Regions from separate parts of the Homo sapiens genome. Here region 1 is linked to region 2. A link is a loop called in an ENCODE intact Hi-C map of the cell type or tissue named here. Cell type or tissue: HepG2. All regions are shown on one strand.

Evidence for each region. A loop is a pair of places that touch in the nucleus more often than their neighbours do. Peaks named below come from ENCODE experiments on the same cell type or tissue, not always from the same donor. Only the 100,000 strongest peaks of a DNase experiment are listed, where the experiment ranks them.
Region 1: it touches region 2 in a loop (11-fold over the local background); 2 of 110 quality-filtered maps call a loop at or near these places.

What each region holds. Positions count from the first base shown.
Region 1 is chr16:76,545,449-76,553,448 of GRCh38, forward strand. CNTNAP4 (contactin associated protein family member 4) reads left to right here. Exons shown (of 24, transcript NM_033401.5): 22 at 7,835-8,000. Among named protein-coding and RNA genes, the nearest start is that of LINC02125, 86 kb to the right of the region's middle. In HepG2, no CTCF peak of the experiment used is centred here; no DNase peak of the experiment used is centred here.
Region 2 is chr16:76,649,215-76,657,214 of GRCh38, forward strand. It overlaps LINC02125 (long intergenic non-protein coding RNA 2125), which reads left to right. Exons shown (of 4, transcript NR_110934.1): 3 at 6,343-6,450; 4 at 7,454-8,000. Among named protein-coding and RNA genes, the nearest start is that of LINC02125, 18 kb to the left of the region's middle. In HepG2, a CTCF peak has its summit at 4,412 (motif pointing left); DNase peaks (open chromatin) are centred at 1,557 and 4,397.

The DNA.
Region 1 (8,000 bases), 100 kb before region 2:
TTTTGTCATAAGCACGTATAGTCATAGGCAGGTGGTCCCCGTGGAGTGGGCAAGTGTATTCCTCTGACAATGATGTCACCTGCAAAGCTTTTTATTTGGCAGCCAAGCATAATAACACATAGAGCTCTACTTACACTAAAAAAAAATACCAAATGATAAAAGCAAGAGTCACCAATCCAAAATTATATATTTTCAGGTGCCTCAAATCTACAAACCTTCATACAATGATAAAACAAGAATTTCAAAAATAAAAAGGAGAAAGGGATTGTTTATTTCTTTAATTACTAACATGCCTTAAAAGGTACCCAGCCAGGCACAGTGGCTCACGCCTGTAATCCTAGCACTTTGGGAGGCCGAGGTGGATGGATCACGACGTCAGGAGATTGAGATCATCCTGGCTAACACGGTGAAGCCCCATCTCTACTAAAATACAAAAATTAGCCGGGCGTGGTAGCATGCGCCCGTAGTCTCAGCTACTCAGGAGGCTGAGGCAGTGGAGTCGCTTGAACCCGAGAGGCGGAGGTTGCGGTGAGCTGAGATTGTGCCATTGCACTCCAGCCTGGTGACACAGCAAGACTCCATTTCAAAAAAAAAAAGAAAAACTAAAAAGTGCCCACACCAGGAATAAGTAAAAAATAAAGCCCCGATTAGGCACTGATGATAATATGTGAGTGAATTTATTAAAGAATAGTCATCCATGTAAGGAAGAGAAAGGAAGGGATTGGCTGGGGTGTGAACATGGAACCTGTGAAGTGGAGAGAGGGCACTATGCAGCCACAACAAGGAGATACTGCAAGATCAGTATGATCGGGGGTTCCTAAACCACGGGCCACGGACAAGTACTGTGCTGCACAGCAGTAGGTGAGTGGCAGGCAGGCAAGCAAGCGAAGCTTCATCTGTATTTACAGCTGCTCCCCATTGCTTGCATTACCACCTGAGCTCTGCCTCCTGTCAGATCAGCCACAGCATTAGATTCTCACAGGAGTGAGAACCCTATTGTGAACTGCACATGTGAAGGATCTGGGTTGTGTGCTCATTATGAGAATCTAATGCCTGATGACCTGTCACCAACTCCCATCACCCCCAGATGGGACCGTCTAGTTACAGGAAGAGAAGCTCAGGGCTCTCACTGATTCTACATTATGGCCAATTGTATAATTATTTCATTATGTATTACAATGCATAATAGAAAGTGCACAATAAATGTAATGCACTTGAATCATCCCAAAGCCATCCCCCCACTCCCATCTGTAGAAAACCTGTCTTCCTTGAAACTGGTCCCTGGTGCCAAAAAGGTTGGGGACCACTGAGGCTGATGATATTCCAAAGGACTAATCAGAATCAGAGCAGAGAAATTTGAATGCTACCAGCATTGTCTGTTAAATGTAATGGGGTGTTAGAGATGATTCTCATGCCATCATAGTACAATTTAATATTATTACATAAAAATTATCCCCCTTGCTTGATATCTGCTTCTAATGCTTGCTAATGGTGATTGGAGTGAAAAATTGTCACTATAGTTCATCCTCATTTGTAGAAATTAGTACTAGAGGATGGGGAAGAAAGCATTTCATTTCTTTCTGGTCTTCCCTGTGAAAAGGCAGATAGTCTGATGTCATGTCTAAGTACTTTGTTCACAATGTACATAAATTCCAATGCCGAAGTGACTGACTTGTCAATCAGCTTCCTTAAGATAAATATTTACTAGAAAATTATAGAAAAAGAAATCTCTCTAGGATGTAATTAATTAAAGGAAATATACAGATACAAAGTTGTTTTGCCAATTCATTAAGCTATTACTGGATCACAATTCCACCACATGGGGAAAAAGAGAGATCGCAATTAAGATATTTACATAATCTTATTAAAGTTGTATAAAACCTCTCATGGGAAAATATGCCCACATTTTGAATAATGATGTAATTTAACACACAGTAAAAATGACTGAAAAAAATCACTACTCAAAAGTTGAATGAAATTTATAATTACTATTTGTTATTTTTTGTGTCAAATACATAATGGCACAAGAACACTAACAATAATGTGTTGATAATTCATGGTGGTAGCAGTAAAAACCAGGTTGCATCAAATTAACTTGGTTGACATTCATCCATCATTAATAGGGTGTGCTACATTTGCTTTTTATCTCCAAAACTCATTGTAAATTTCAGTTCTGAGTTCTGTTCATTTTTATGTTATAGGAGTTTTCTATAAGCCTGGAGATTATTTTCACTCGTTCCGAGTAGTAGCTTTGGTGTATTTAGAGGCGATGACCCATAGGGATCATTTATCTCTTTGGAGTCCGCAGAGCTCAGGAAGCACACCTCAGGTTTCTGCAGTGGCAATTTAGGCCAGATGTAAATAAAATGTGTGGTCTGAGAGAAGAGGATGTCTACTGAATCTCCCCAGAAGAGCTTTAGAGACAATCTTCCATCTCAAGGATATTTTAAGTAAAACCAGCTTCGAAGCCAAAGGGGTAAAAAAGAAAGTTTAATTAGCTTACCTAAGTACACTGTGATTTTTGCAAACATCTTGTAAAATGACACTTAAAATGAGACAGGTTATGCTGAAAGCAAAAGGGAAATACCTGCCACTGTAAGATAGCTGCCTGTACATAACCTGTGCATTAATCAGGCTTTCAAGTTTATAACTCAGTACAGTAGGTTTGGTTGGCAAACAAATACCTTTTATGATAAACTGCCTCTTTATCCACATAGTATTTTTTTGTCTGCTTTGCCATTTTACTTTCCCACTAACCCTTTTTGTGTTGAGTCCCTGGTGGAATTGCATAAAATAGTAAGAGTGCACCATTCAGTTCCAACCCTGGCTCTCTTGATTCACTGCACCTTTTTTTTTTTTTTTTTTTTTTTTGGCAAGCCTTCTTAATGGATTCCAGACATTGAGATCTTTCTTTTTAAATGACTCCTTCTCATAGGTAGGACATATAAAGTACTTCGTTTTCTGAGTTTTTATTTTTTTGCTTACGCCTCAGGAAATTTCATAAAGCACTCCTTGTAATTGTTCTTACATGTATTGTCGTATCTTTCAAAAAAACAGTCGTTTCTCTGTAATAGAAGGGCACTTCACCAAATTCTAATTTCTCGGTACTCCATTTTTCTTGCAGGCCTTTTGTTAAAAGGTTTCTTCTTTCGACAAGCAGAAGTCACTCCCTTTGTTGGAAATTGCACTTGAGGGTTACTTTTTAACAGGCACAAACACCCAGAAATCCGAGTCAGTTAAGGATTATTATCACAAGAAACACCTAAAACATGACTGTTTTATCCAGATTTCTGTGAAGCAGGAGACATTTGTCATCAGTCTCTCCCTCCACCTACCCTGTTCTAACTCATTACACTGTGTTGGCTTTTGGGGAGTCAGATAACAAGAAAAACTTATATTTTTGCCCATTGGCTTATTAGCACAATTGTCAAAGCAGATATCTGATGCTATGTATTTCTAAGGCCAGCTTTGCTTATGAGCAACTTAATATAGCTGCTAATTTTGTTTGGACTCAATTCTGGGAGGACGGCGGCTGAGTTGCTTGTAGTTTCCCTCCACTTCCGATTCGAATTCTACCCCACCGACGCTTCTGAAATGAGTTGTTGGTCCAGGCGGACAGGCAGGGGGATCCTGGAGGGAACCAGTGAGGAGGCTCTTGTGGGGCTTCCTACCTTCTGGGTTGGAAGGAAGTCCGGGGGCCAGCCTAGAAGAATCTCAGGGGGGGATTTGAATTGTTTGGATCTTGTGGATTGCTTGCCTTACAGAGGTCCCTGGGCCCCATGGGGAAAGATAAGCATTAGAAAGTATTAATGTGCCCATTTTCTCTGTTTCTCAAGGTGCTAAGATGACCTGAAATTTGGGCCATGCCCTCTCTGTCCCAAAGCTGAGTGAGGAGAGGTTTCTTCTTAGGGCTGTGGCCTGCAGCTCTGCTCCTGGTCCACCCAGATCACCACACTGTCTACTTGCCCTGGGTGTGAGCCACCTAAGGTGATCAGTGGCTGGGCACCGGCAAGCAGATTAAAAAGTAAACTAACAAACCAACTCCAGACTTAAAACCATTCAACATCAATAAAAGGAGAAAAAAACTAAACCAAAATGATTTTCTATCAAAATAAAGCTATTCAAGGAGACAGACAACAACATGAATGAGGCTTAGTAAGAGTACTTTAAGGAGATTCTCATAAAGCAAAAAAAAGACCTTGAGGATCTAAAAAATATGATTTTTTTTCCCAAACAAAAAATATAACAGGAAAGAATGATCTTTTTTGCTACTTGAATTTGCATCTGGAAGATCAAGTGAATGAAGTATTTGACCCACAGAGATGTAAGTCCTAAATAATAGAAATCAGGATGGAAATAAAATGAATTTAGAGAATATATAGAGGAGACCTAATGTGAAAAATTGGCATTCTAAGAGAATAAAAAGGAAGAAGGTGAAACAGCAGTAGTGTGCAGATTGTATGAAAAATTCCAAGCTAAATAAAAACTTTGTGTCTGCAGATTGAAAGGGCTTATCATGTTCTATGCAGAATACTGAGATAAGATACACACTTAGGGACAATCTGATGAAAATTCAAAAATCACAGGGTATCTTACAAATTTTGAAAAAGAAGTAATACAGCCAGAAGATGCTGGAATAATATCCATAGTGTACTAAGGGAATAGGGCTGCAAAAAATGTCACCCTTAAAATAAACACATAAATATAACCTAATCCATCAGGGTAATTTTCTGTTCCAGTTACAACCATCATATTGTCTAATTTGTTTTCTTCATAGTATTATCAGTCTTTAAAATTCTCATTTAGTTTTTGTTTCTATGTTTATTGTCTCTCTCCCTTTCCCTGCTAACATGTAAAATACTCAAACATCCGGGCATTTGTTTTCTGTTTCTTTAGCTCATAAAAGGATAAATATTAACTGACCATGTGTCCATTTTGAGTTTTAGCGGTCATTGGTTTTTGTACAATAATTTTGAAATAGGTGAAATGTTTTCAGTTTGTAAGTGTGAGGCTTTTAAAATATATCTCATATCAGATTATTACCAGAGAAGTAAATCTTGTCTGGTGGGGTGGGGCTGAAAAGGGAAGATTTTTTAAAGGCCTATGGAAATTTTATTCAACATTTTAACCTTGTAGAAGAAATGTGAAAAGCACTCTCCCAATTATGCTCCTATGAGAGTTTTTCTTTTTAATTTTTATTTTCTTTTTAATTTCTCATTAAAGTAAAAAGAAAAAAAAAACTCCAAATCAAGAATGCGGTCTTTTTCATGTATATATGTTTAAATCTACATATATTCAAATGAATGATTGCCAAGGTGGACTAAATGATTTCTTTGGTTCCATACACATTGATGAACTGCCTCCTATATAATGACGTTATGCTGGATGTTGGCAGTCATCTTTATGTTTGAGGAGCTCACAGTATCGTATGTAAGCAGCAGAGTGATGCTCCCTCAGTGCTATCTTTGGGTAATGAAGAAGAGCAAGGTGGGTCAGAACATGGCTCAATACCAGATCCCTCACAACAGGAAAGTGATATAATCGCTCTGATTTTCCATTTTCTTTTTATAGAGGATGATATTCAAAATACTAAACATTGTATCAGGATTTTTATTATTACGTAGAAAACATGAATGAAAATAGAGCCCCTCAAAATTCTTTAAAAACTTAGATATAACTGGCCAGGTGCGGTGGTTCATGCCTATAATCTCAGCAACGTTGGGAGGCCAAAGTGGGTGGATCACTTGAGGCCAGGAGTTCAAGACCAGCCTGGCCAACATGGCAAAACTCCATCTCTACTAAAAATACAAAAAATTTAGCCAGGCGTCAATCCCAGCTACTCGGGAGGCTGAGGCAGGAGAATTACTTGAGCCTGGGAGGCAAAAGCTGCAGGGAGCTGAGATCGTGCCACATCACTCCAGCCTGGGTGACAGAGTGAGAGTCTGTTAAAAAAAAAATATATATATATATATATTAGAGCTCAGATGCCCAGGGTTAGTTAAAGTCTAGCTCTCAAGCAAAGATGATTTAAAAAATAAATAAATAAAAGCCACTACAGAGACTGAAAGCAGAGTAAAGGAAAGAGTATCTCAACCAGAGAGTGGTTTATAAACAAAAGAAGCTCATAATTTGGAATACAGTAGGCCAGAGGTCCAGTAATGCCAACAACTGTGTAACTTCAGGTGAATAGTTAAAATTCTGAACTTAACTGTTCCATTTGTGTGACTTGGATAATATACTCCAGTGTCTACTGTAAAGTTTTATCAGTAGCATGCAAATCTTTTAGAACACTGGCTAGCACATAATATACACTCATATATACTTAATATCCATTGCATTGTTTTTACTTTTAATTTAACTTAACTTCCTGGGAACGTAGATTCAAGTTGCCCTGAATATACACTCCCATATTATTATATTTTCAAAAGAAAGACTAAAGTGCACATTTTGTCTTTCCCTACCTATATACAGTGCAGGGGAGAATAGTTGTATTAGTCCGTTCTCACACTGCTATAAAGAGCTTCCTGAGACTGGGTAATTTATAAAGGAAAGAGGTGTAATCAACACAGTTCCACATGGCTGGGAGGCCTCAGGAAACTTATAATCGGAAAGCAACTTATAGGCAGAAAGCAAATTATAGGCAGAAAGCAAAGGGGAAGGAGAAGCAAAAACCTTCTTCACATGGCAGCAGGAGAGAGAAGAAGGATGAACTTCCAAACACTTATAAAACTATCACATCTCATGAGAACTCACTCACTATCACAATAACAGCATGGGGGAAACTGCCTCCACGATCCAATCACCTCCCACAGGGTCCCTCCCTTGACACGTGGGGATTATGGGGATTACAATTCAAGATGAGATTTGGATGGGGACACAGAGCCAAACCATATCAATAGTTGTGCTATTTTTTTTTATCACACTGGGTGGATGGATGCATTGTATTTTGATGACATCTGAGCCTTCAAAGCCTATGATAAATTTCTCTTGTTTAGATTTCATGCTTGCTAAGCAAGGAGTATGTATAATATATTCCTAAGTTAAAATTATAATTAATATCCCAGCATTAAAACCAATCTCCGTTCCACAAGAGTCTCATACTAACTAAATTCTTATTAATAGGAGGAAGAGATTATCTGTCTTTAGAGGGCACAGATATTTCTGTCCCAGTGACAAGTTGTCATTGAAACAAGAAGAAAAGACATAGGGGTATAAAGGGTTTTATTGCTGTACATGAGTAATTAGGGAAAGACCCTAATAACTTCGAGGTATGGCCTCCACTGCATGATAGTATCATCCTCCTGTTATGTTTGGGTGGGGCCATAAAATATCAGAAAGCTTTCAGCCATAACAAATTGTCGGGTTGGGCATCTGATAACAGAAGTCCAGAGGCTCAATTTTCTCTCTAGTTTCTGTTACTTTCAGGGCATAAGTCTTGAAACCTGTACTGAACTTGTTTTCAAATCCAGGATGTACCTCTTGATATTGACTACAAGCCCTATTGTAAATACATTGCAATAATCTATATTTAAATTAAAAGTATCATGACACCCTCATCACTTCTTAACCTGACCCATTCTTATGCTTTGTTTCTAGGGAGCTTACCATATCACTTTTAATAATCCATGCTTAAAAACTTGACTTCATTAACATTGGAAATCTTACCAATAGTAGTGGAAAGAATAATGGATTTTTATCTTTTTAGTAAAGATAAAATTAAAAAGGAATTTAGTAACTTTATTGCTATTGCATTAGCTCAGAATCCTCAATTTCTGCATCATCGCCTATTTTCACTTTTCACTACTAATATTTCGGTGTTTCTTTGAATTTCTAGAACACAGTGATGTGGACCAGGATACTGCACTGGCAGGTGCGCAGGGCTTCACAGGCTGCCTCTCTGCAGTGCAGCTCAGCCACGTGGCCCCTCTGAAGGCAGCTCTGCACCCCAGCCACCCAGACCCTGTCACTGTTACAGGACACGTGACTGAGTCCAGCTGTAT
Region 2 (8,000 bases):
GCTTCTCCTCATGAGGATCTCAGGTTTTTATAGGCCCAGGATGGGGGTGTGGCAGGCCAGGTTGGTCTTGGGAAATGCAACATTTGGGCAGGAAATGCCTGTCCTCACCTAGGTCCCTGGGGGTGGAGCCCTAGTTAAGGACCCACCCTTCTCTACCCAGCACTTCCCTTCCCCACCTTCCATATCATTTAAAGGGACCATGCTCTTTCCTTCCCGGCACTCCTGTATCACTAAGTTAATTCAAAAATGATCCGAGAATGTTTTACTTTTATGCCAATTATCTTAAAACTTTACTTCGTATTTCCACCAGCCAATTTCTTGAGTCCGTGTGTGTGTGTGTGTGTGTGTGTGTGTGTGTGTGTGTATGTACATTAAACAGAAAATCTGGTCTCATCTGTAAAGCTTGACCCAATGACACTTTTGAAATAGATAATATTTGACAGATCTTTTCTTCAAAATACAACCTCACTTGATTGCACTCTATCTTGGGTTTTAGCTTTTCTTTAGTCAGTCTCTTCCTTCAACTAGGAAACTCCATATTGATTTTTTTTCACCTCAAATGGATTCATTGGTTTCATTAAGAAGTTCTAAATTTCACCATGTATATAACTGAAATGGATGTCTCTTCAAGACAAATGGATGTGTATTTTGCTGATTCTTTCAGTTGATTAAATGACTTTATGTTTATTACATTATTATATACAAATGATCATTGTAAAAGGAAGCACAAAGTATAAAAATTTAGTCTTTTCTTATATTTACCCTGACCCCACTAGTCAGATGTAATAGTAACAACTTGATTTGAGTCCTTCCAGATATATAGTGCTAGAAGATAGATAAATAGAATAAATGAAAAGTCATATGAGATAATTTATTAACTTGTTTTATTCCTAACTGTCTCCCACCATGGAATTTTAATACCACATATATCTATTTATCTGTGTGTGTATTGATGCATATCTATTGTTTTATACATAAAAATAATAAGGTTCTTTTTCTCCAAGAACCATTTTTTCTTCCTTGGGTGAGATATTGCCCCTACAGAGAACCTGCGATTTAGATTATTGTGTTATTAAAGCTCTAATTTATACAATAAGACATGTAAGTGTTTCACAATTCTGAATACGACTTAATATGAAAGAGATTTATGAAAAGGAATCCCAAATAGAAGTTTTTAATAGCTATAATATCAAATAATAAAAACGACCACCTTTGATGTTGATTAATTTTGATATCATGGCTATTTGCTTAAATTAGCCAGTTCTTACCTAACATATTCTATTTCATAGAATAGTTATGATGTGAACATTATAAGATCCTTGTATGATTTAACTAAATAATCCAGGTGGCTTTTGAGAGGGAGAACACTTTTTTAAAAATAACTTTTGACTTTTCTCTTTTGTCAGCGTGCAGAAAAGTGTGACACTAAAAGAACCAACCTGATACTACTATCCTTAGAAAAGCCTGCATACAAGGTTGGCTGTCATCTGGGAATGTAGGTGATCAAGAGTTCTCTCCACTGACATAAACTTTGTTTAAATAATAAGGATGACTCATTGTGACTAGACTATGCAAATAATGGGATGTGTGTTAAACATCTCCTTTCCTTCTGGGAGTCTGGAATTTTGGTGTATGCTAAACAGTGGGTGCCTGCAAGACCAGCCTCAAATAAAAACCCTGGGCACTGAGTCTCTAAAAAGACTCCCAGTAGGCAATATTTCACACGTGTTCTCACAACTTACTGCTGGAGGAATTATGCACGCCTTGCATGACTCTATTGGAAAAGGACTCTAGGAATCTTGCACCTGATTCTTACCGACTTCTCCCCATAATCTTTTTTTTCCTTGTATCCTTTCCATGTAATAAACCTTGGCCATGAGTCTTGCGAGTTCTTCTAATAATCATTAAACTGGGCGCTGGTCTTGAAGACCCTTGACACAGTTAGTCTATTTGGGATTCCTACTAGAGTATCGATATGAGTTGAACTGTGTTTCCCCAAGAAGATGTGTTTAAGTCCTAGCCCCCAGTAACTGTGACTGTGACCTTATTTGGAAATTGGGTCTTTCCAGATGTGATCAAGTTAAGATAGGGTCATACTGAATTAAAGTGATTCTTAATCTAATGTGACTGGAATCCTTATGAGAACAGAGAGAGAGACAGACACAGAGGGAAGAAGTCCACATGAAGATGGAAGCAAAAGTTGGAGATATACTGCCATAAATCAAGAAGCACCTGGGGCAGGTAGAAGCTGGAAGAGGAAAGAAAGAATCCCCTGAGCCCTAGAGGCTGTAGAGGGAGCGTGACCCTTTGAAAACCTTGATTTGGGACTTCTAGTCTCCAGAATAGTGACAGAATAAATTATATTCTGTATATTTTATGTAATTATATTCTGTATGTTTTATATAATTATATAATAATTACATATATATATGTTCTACAATATAATTATATGATAAGGGATTACATTCAGCCTGTTTAATATATATAATATATAATTATATGTATCATTATATAATATAAATAATCTAGGTGGCTTTTTAATATATATAATTATATGTTATGTATTTATATATCATTATATGTTAGATAATTATAATTATATGTTAGATAATTATATATAATTATATGTTATATATATGAAACAGGCTGAATGTAATCCCTTATATATAATATATAATATGTGTTATATAATATATATTAATATAATATATTGCATTACTTAATATATAATATATAACATAATCATATAACAATTATATATAGTTATATAATTATATAATTATGTTATATAATATAATTATATAATTATATATAATATATAATATAATTATATAATTATATATAATATATAATATAATTATATATTATAATGTTATATAACATAATATATAAGATAATTATATTTTATTATATATTATATAATGTATAATTATATATAATATAATATGTTAGATATTACAATATATTAATATTATATATTATATAATACATATTATATATAATTATATAATTATATTGTAGAAAGTCACCCACTTTGTGATACCCTGTAACACCACTCCTTGGGAACTAGTACAACTGTCAATTTAGATTTTTTTTATTAGGGAAGAAAATTACCCATTATATTTAGTTTTTTAAATATGTTCATCATATACAAAATTTTATTTTTGTTCATTTTTGTAACTATAATAAACACTTAAAAACAGAAGTTTTGTCCGATTGTTCACTATGTATCTTAAGTGACAAGAACAGTGCCTGGACTAGTAGGCATTTTGTAAATATATTTAATAAATACATAAATATATTAAATAAATAAATACATTGAATACAGAAATACATTCAAAAGAATAAATGAATGTATATAGAGAGGAGATTTGTTACCAATATGTGAGTTAAAATCAGAGTGATATGTCAATAATTTGTTTTAATTTTCTATTATTATTTAATTTTCTATTATGGTTTAACATTGAAAATATATTATTACTTTCCTTTGTCTTCCCTTTTGATGATTCTGTCAATATTATTCCACAGTGTTTTCCTTTGTGAAGAAAATACAGCTGTTCTGGTTTGCATTCAATTAACATTAACCTGGTTTTCATGATAGGATATTTGTCAAATTTCTCTTTTTCCACTTGTGCTTTTGAAATCTTGTTTCATCTCCTTATTTTTTAAACTAGTTTTGTAAAGTTTCCTAATTATAAATCTCTCTGTCTCTGTCTCTCTGTCTGTCTCGTGTGTGTGTGTGTGTGTGTGTGTGTGTGTGTGTGTGTGTGTGTGTGCGCGTGTGTGATAAATCTGTTCTGGCTGCACATTCACCTTCTACAATTCAGGCCAGCCAAAGCCCATAAATTATAGGGTAACTTGTAATAAGCAATCTAGAAGCATACTGTTCAGGAGAAATATAATGTGTACCACATATATTAATTTTAAATTTTCTAGAAGGATACTAAAAAAGGAAAAAGTAGATACAATTTAATTAATCAATTTTAATAGTACAATTTAAACATATCGAAATAGTATTAAACATATCCAAATAGTATTAATTTAGCATGTCATCAATAGAATATTATTAACAAGGCATTTTACACTTTTTTGGTACTGTCTTTGAAATCCCATATGCATTTTGTGCATATGACAGTTCTCATTTGGACTTGCCACACTTCAAATGCTCAATAGTCATATGTAGCTTGCAGCTACCTTATTGGGCTGCACACTTCTAGTGACATCTTGTCATTAGCACCAGTGTATGTTAAATATATCTGATTTCATTATTATTAAAACGTCCCCTGAGTAAAGGCAGATGCTGTTTCCCAGAGTTGCTGGCAAGCTTGATGTTTGATGAGTCTAGTAATGCATAGGATCTGTTCTCAGGTTGCTTCATCAGCCATAGCCCGTCTCCTGAAAGATGGCTCCCTCTAGTGTCTCTACTTGAGTTAGTGAGTCGATTTCAGGATGATGTAAATGCCCTTTCAGCCTTTTATCTTCTCCCACTAAGGATTTACCATATGTAGGACAGGTAACCACTGAATTTCTGAAACAGCCTCATGAAATCCAGTCAGTACATTTAGCAGCTATTTTGTATGGCCAGGGGAGAATTTAAAGGCTTAGACAATTCAGCAGCTACAGCAGGGAGATCTTTGGGCTGTGGATCAGGATGGGCTGGAAAAGATAGGGAGGGTTACTATTGGGTGCAAATGCAAGGGATAGATCTATTCATAAATGCTGTGAACTTTGGAACCCCCAGCTAAAGTGTACACTTGAGCACCATTTCCATTTAACAGTGTGCTCCATTGGGGTGTTTCCTCAATTTGAATGTTTCACAGACATCACCTAAGTCATGATGGGTGTTTCTGGTTTCAGGATTGCCAGGTCTCTTGATGTAGGAGCAATTCCTGCCAATGCCCAACAACAAGCTCACAATTATGTTTCTAAAGGGCTGAATTGAGCAGCTGCATCAGACCACTTTCAAGTCCAAAATCTCTGCCGTCTCCACTGAGCAGCAATATTGATTTCTGCCAAAAGCTCTAGTCTGTGTGTGTTCCAGTTGTTGACACTTCTACAATCATTTGTGCATTCGGGTCATAAGGCTCAAGAGACACTGCCTGATTGACAGCCCTTTATAAATCTTTTATTTGCTTGTTTCTGTCAGGCCACAATTCAATCTCAGATTTCTTTCTAGTGACTTTGTGGAAAGGACTAACAATATCCCAGAGTGGAAGATGTGATTATGCCATAACTCAAACAGATTCTCCAGTCTCTGGGCTGTTTAGTAACAAGGTCAAGATCAGATTCTAAATTATTTCTTATGATAGGAGGAAAGCCTCTTGTGATCTGGCTCATGTTCTTTTCTAAATTTTCAGGGACTGGGGCAGGTCTTGAATTGTACTGGGGTTTATCTGCCGTGCTTTATTGACAGCTGGGTGACACAGTCTCTAAAGTATACTTTGCTTTTTCCTCTGAGGAGGCAATTAAGATATCATTGATGTTATCAACTTACTCCTGGTTATCAAGATCAAGTGCAGCTACGCTGGATTGTGATAGTATACTGGTTAGCTTAAATGTCTTTTTGTTAATATGTGGAGGCAGTGTTCTTGATTGACTTCTGAAATAGGTGTACAAAAGAAAGCATGAGCTAAGATCTATACTGAATGCTCTCCTTTGATCCATTGCCTGTTGGTGCAATTGTATTGGTTTTGCTTTTTGTTTTTCTGAATTATATCTATAGCACATCCAACGCTATGGTGGATCTACCTAGATGAACTCCCAGTGGTCCACTATCAGTATGTGTAGATAACCTGCTTTGCGTTTTTGGTGTGTAAGGGCTATTAAAAGAGAATTATTGGGTTTACTGATTTTTTAAAGATTGAGTAGTATTCCATTGTGTATACATACTACATATTCTTTATTCATCTGTTGATGGATACTTGGGTTGATTCCGTGTCTTGGCTATGGTGAATTATACTGTAATTAACATGGGAGTGCAGCTATCTCTTTGCCGTATTGACTTTACTTCCTTTGGATATATACCAAAAAGTTGGATTGCTGAAACTACCATATGCTACTTCTAATTAGAGTTTTTTGAGGAACCTCTACATTGTTTTCTATGGTGGCTATACTAACTTACATTCAAACATACATTAAAATTCCACATTGTATACCATAAATATAAATAATTTTCATTTATCAATTAAGGAAAATAATTAATGGAGATCAATATCACTATTTCAATCATTAATGCTAATTAAAGCATTAATGTTCTCTTTTACTTCTGGAACTCTGTATTATTTAGTATTTTCTACAGAGGAGGTCTTAGGCAATTGCAAAGATTGTAATTTATCATTTCAGGTGACACCAGGTGGAGGGTGACTATGGAACATGGAACACACGCAGTGTAATAATGTAGGAGCAGAGTCCTCCATTCTCCTGTGACACCCATTCCCATTATACACTTAGGTAAGGGAGATGAAATGAGAGAATACTTTCTCCAGTCGTATTTTCCAAATTAGAGTTTAACTGGTACGTTGTTATTGTCTACCACAGCATTTCCGCGTTCTCCAAGTTTCACCTTTAGACCTCTTAGACTGTCCTCCTAGCCCCTATGTGGATTTCCATAGACTGATTGCGAAGAGTTAATAATTCCACATATTTTAGTTATTGCCCTCAGGCCATTCCATCCACATCACTTTCTAGTTCTTTGGATTCCCTCACTGAGGGGTGGGTGGGCAGATCCCAAATCCTTACTTAATTTACATAAAAAGGAAATATGGCTTTAACTGAGGGATTACATTCAGCCTGTTTAAGTATTTCCATTCCAAATCATAATCCTTATGATTGGATTTGTACTTATCCATGCTAAGTTATATGTGGAAACTTCGAGGGGGCTTCTTAAGGTATGCATGTCATAGCCAACAATGAAGTTGGATTTTTACCTCTCATGCTTCAAGATTATACCGCCAAAACCCTACCAATAATCCTCTCAATTCCCCCTTTTTCATCCTGTTTTTCAGCAGCAGTGGAACAATTCCAGCAGAGTAGGTCAAGCATCACTGCTTTCCTTCTTCTTTATAATTTCCCTCTTTAGTCTCACCTTTCTTTCGGGAAGCATGAACATTTCTGCTACCAATTAATCCCATACATAATAACTGAGGTTACTGTCTCTTGAGTACTTCTTGACCACTAACTAAAACTATGAAACATGACAAGCACAAATTTAGGGATCCCCATAAATCACAGCATCTATCATGGTTTGGGTCAGTGGTATCAAATAGGTATCCATTGTCTTGATTGTATTTATGATTTCAGGGATGTATACATATGCCAAAACTTAAAGTATATGCAATTTGTTATATGTCAATTATATCTCAATTAAAGCTGTCAAAAACTGTAGCTGTATGACCCCAATTGCCATTTAACCAATCTAAAGTTGCCTCCACCTTTATCATTTCTACTGTTTCAGAACCTCCAAGCTTGTGCATAATTATCAATGGATAAGAGACAGAAGAAGCAATATACACAGCATCTGGGAGGCTCCTAATCCACAGATAAGGCTTCCTAAGCTTCCTTTCCTATGCTAGACATATTTTGGTGATGGAGTATGACAAGCACACGGGACACATTAGCCATGGAGGCTGCTGAGTTCTGGAGTTCCACTAGACACATGGTCTTGCTGTGGTTATATGTATAACTTGCATGCTTCAGCTCAGCTTCCCATGATTTTCAGGATAATTTAATATGAGCAGTCTAAATAGACCAGGACGTAATGCTGAAATGATTTCTAGATCAGTAGTCAGCGCGTAGCCAACCCTTTCAGGACCCTCATTTGTCTTCTATGTTAGTGTATTCCATCAGTCGATATTTGCAAAGAATTCTGTTCAGAGTCAAAACTTCTTCAGAGATCCCTAAGGAGGGAGGAATAAATTACAGGCCCATGGTTACTCTTTCATATAATATCTAAAAGGCCATTATGTGAAAAGATTGTCTCTGAAATCTAATTCTTGCCTCAG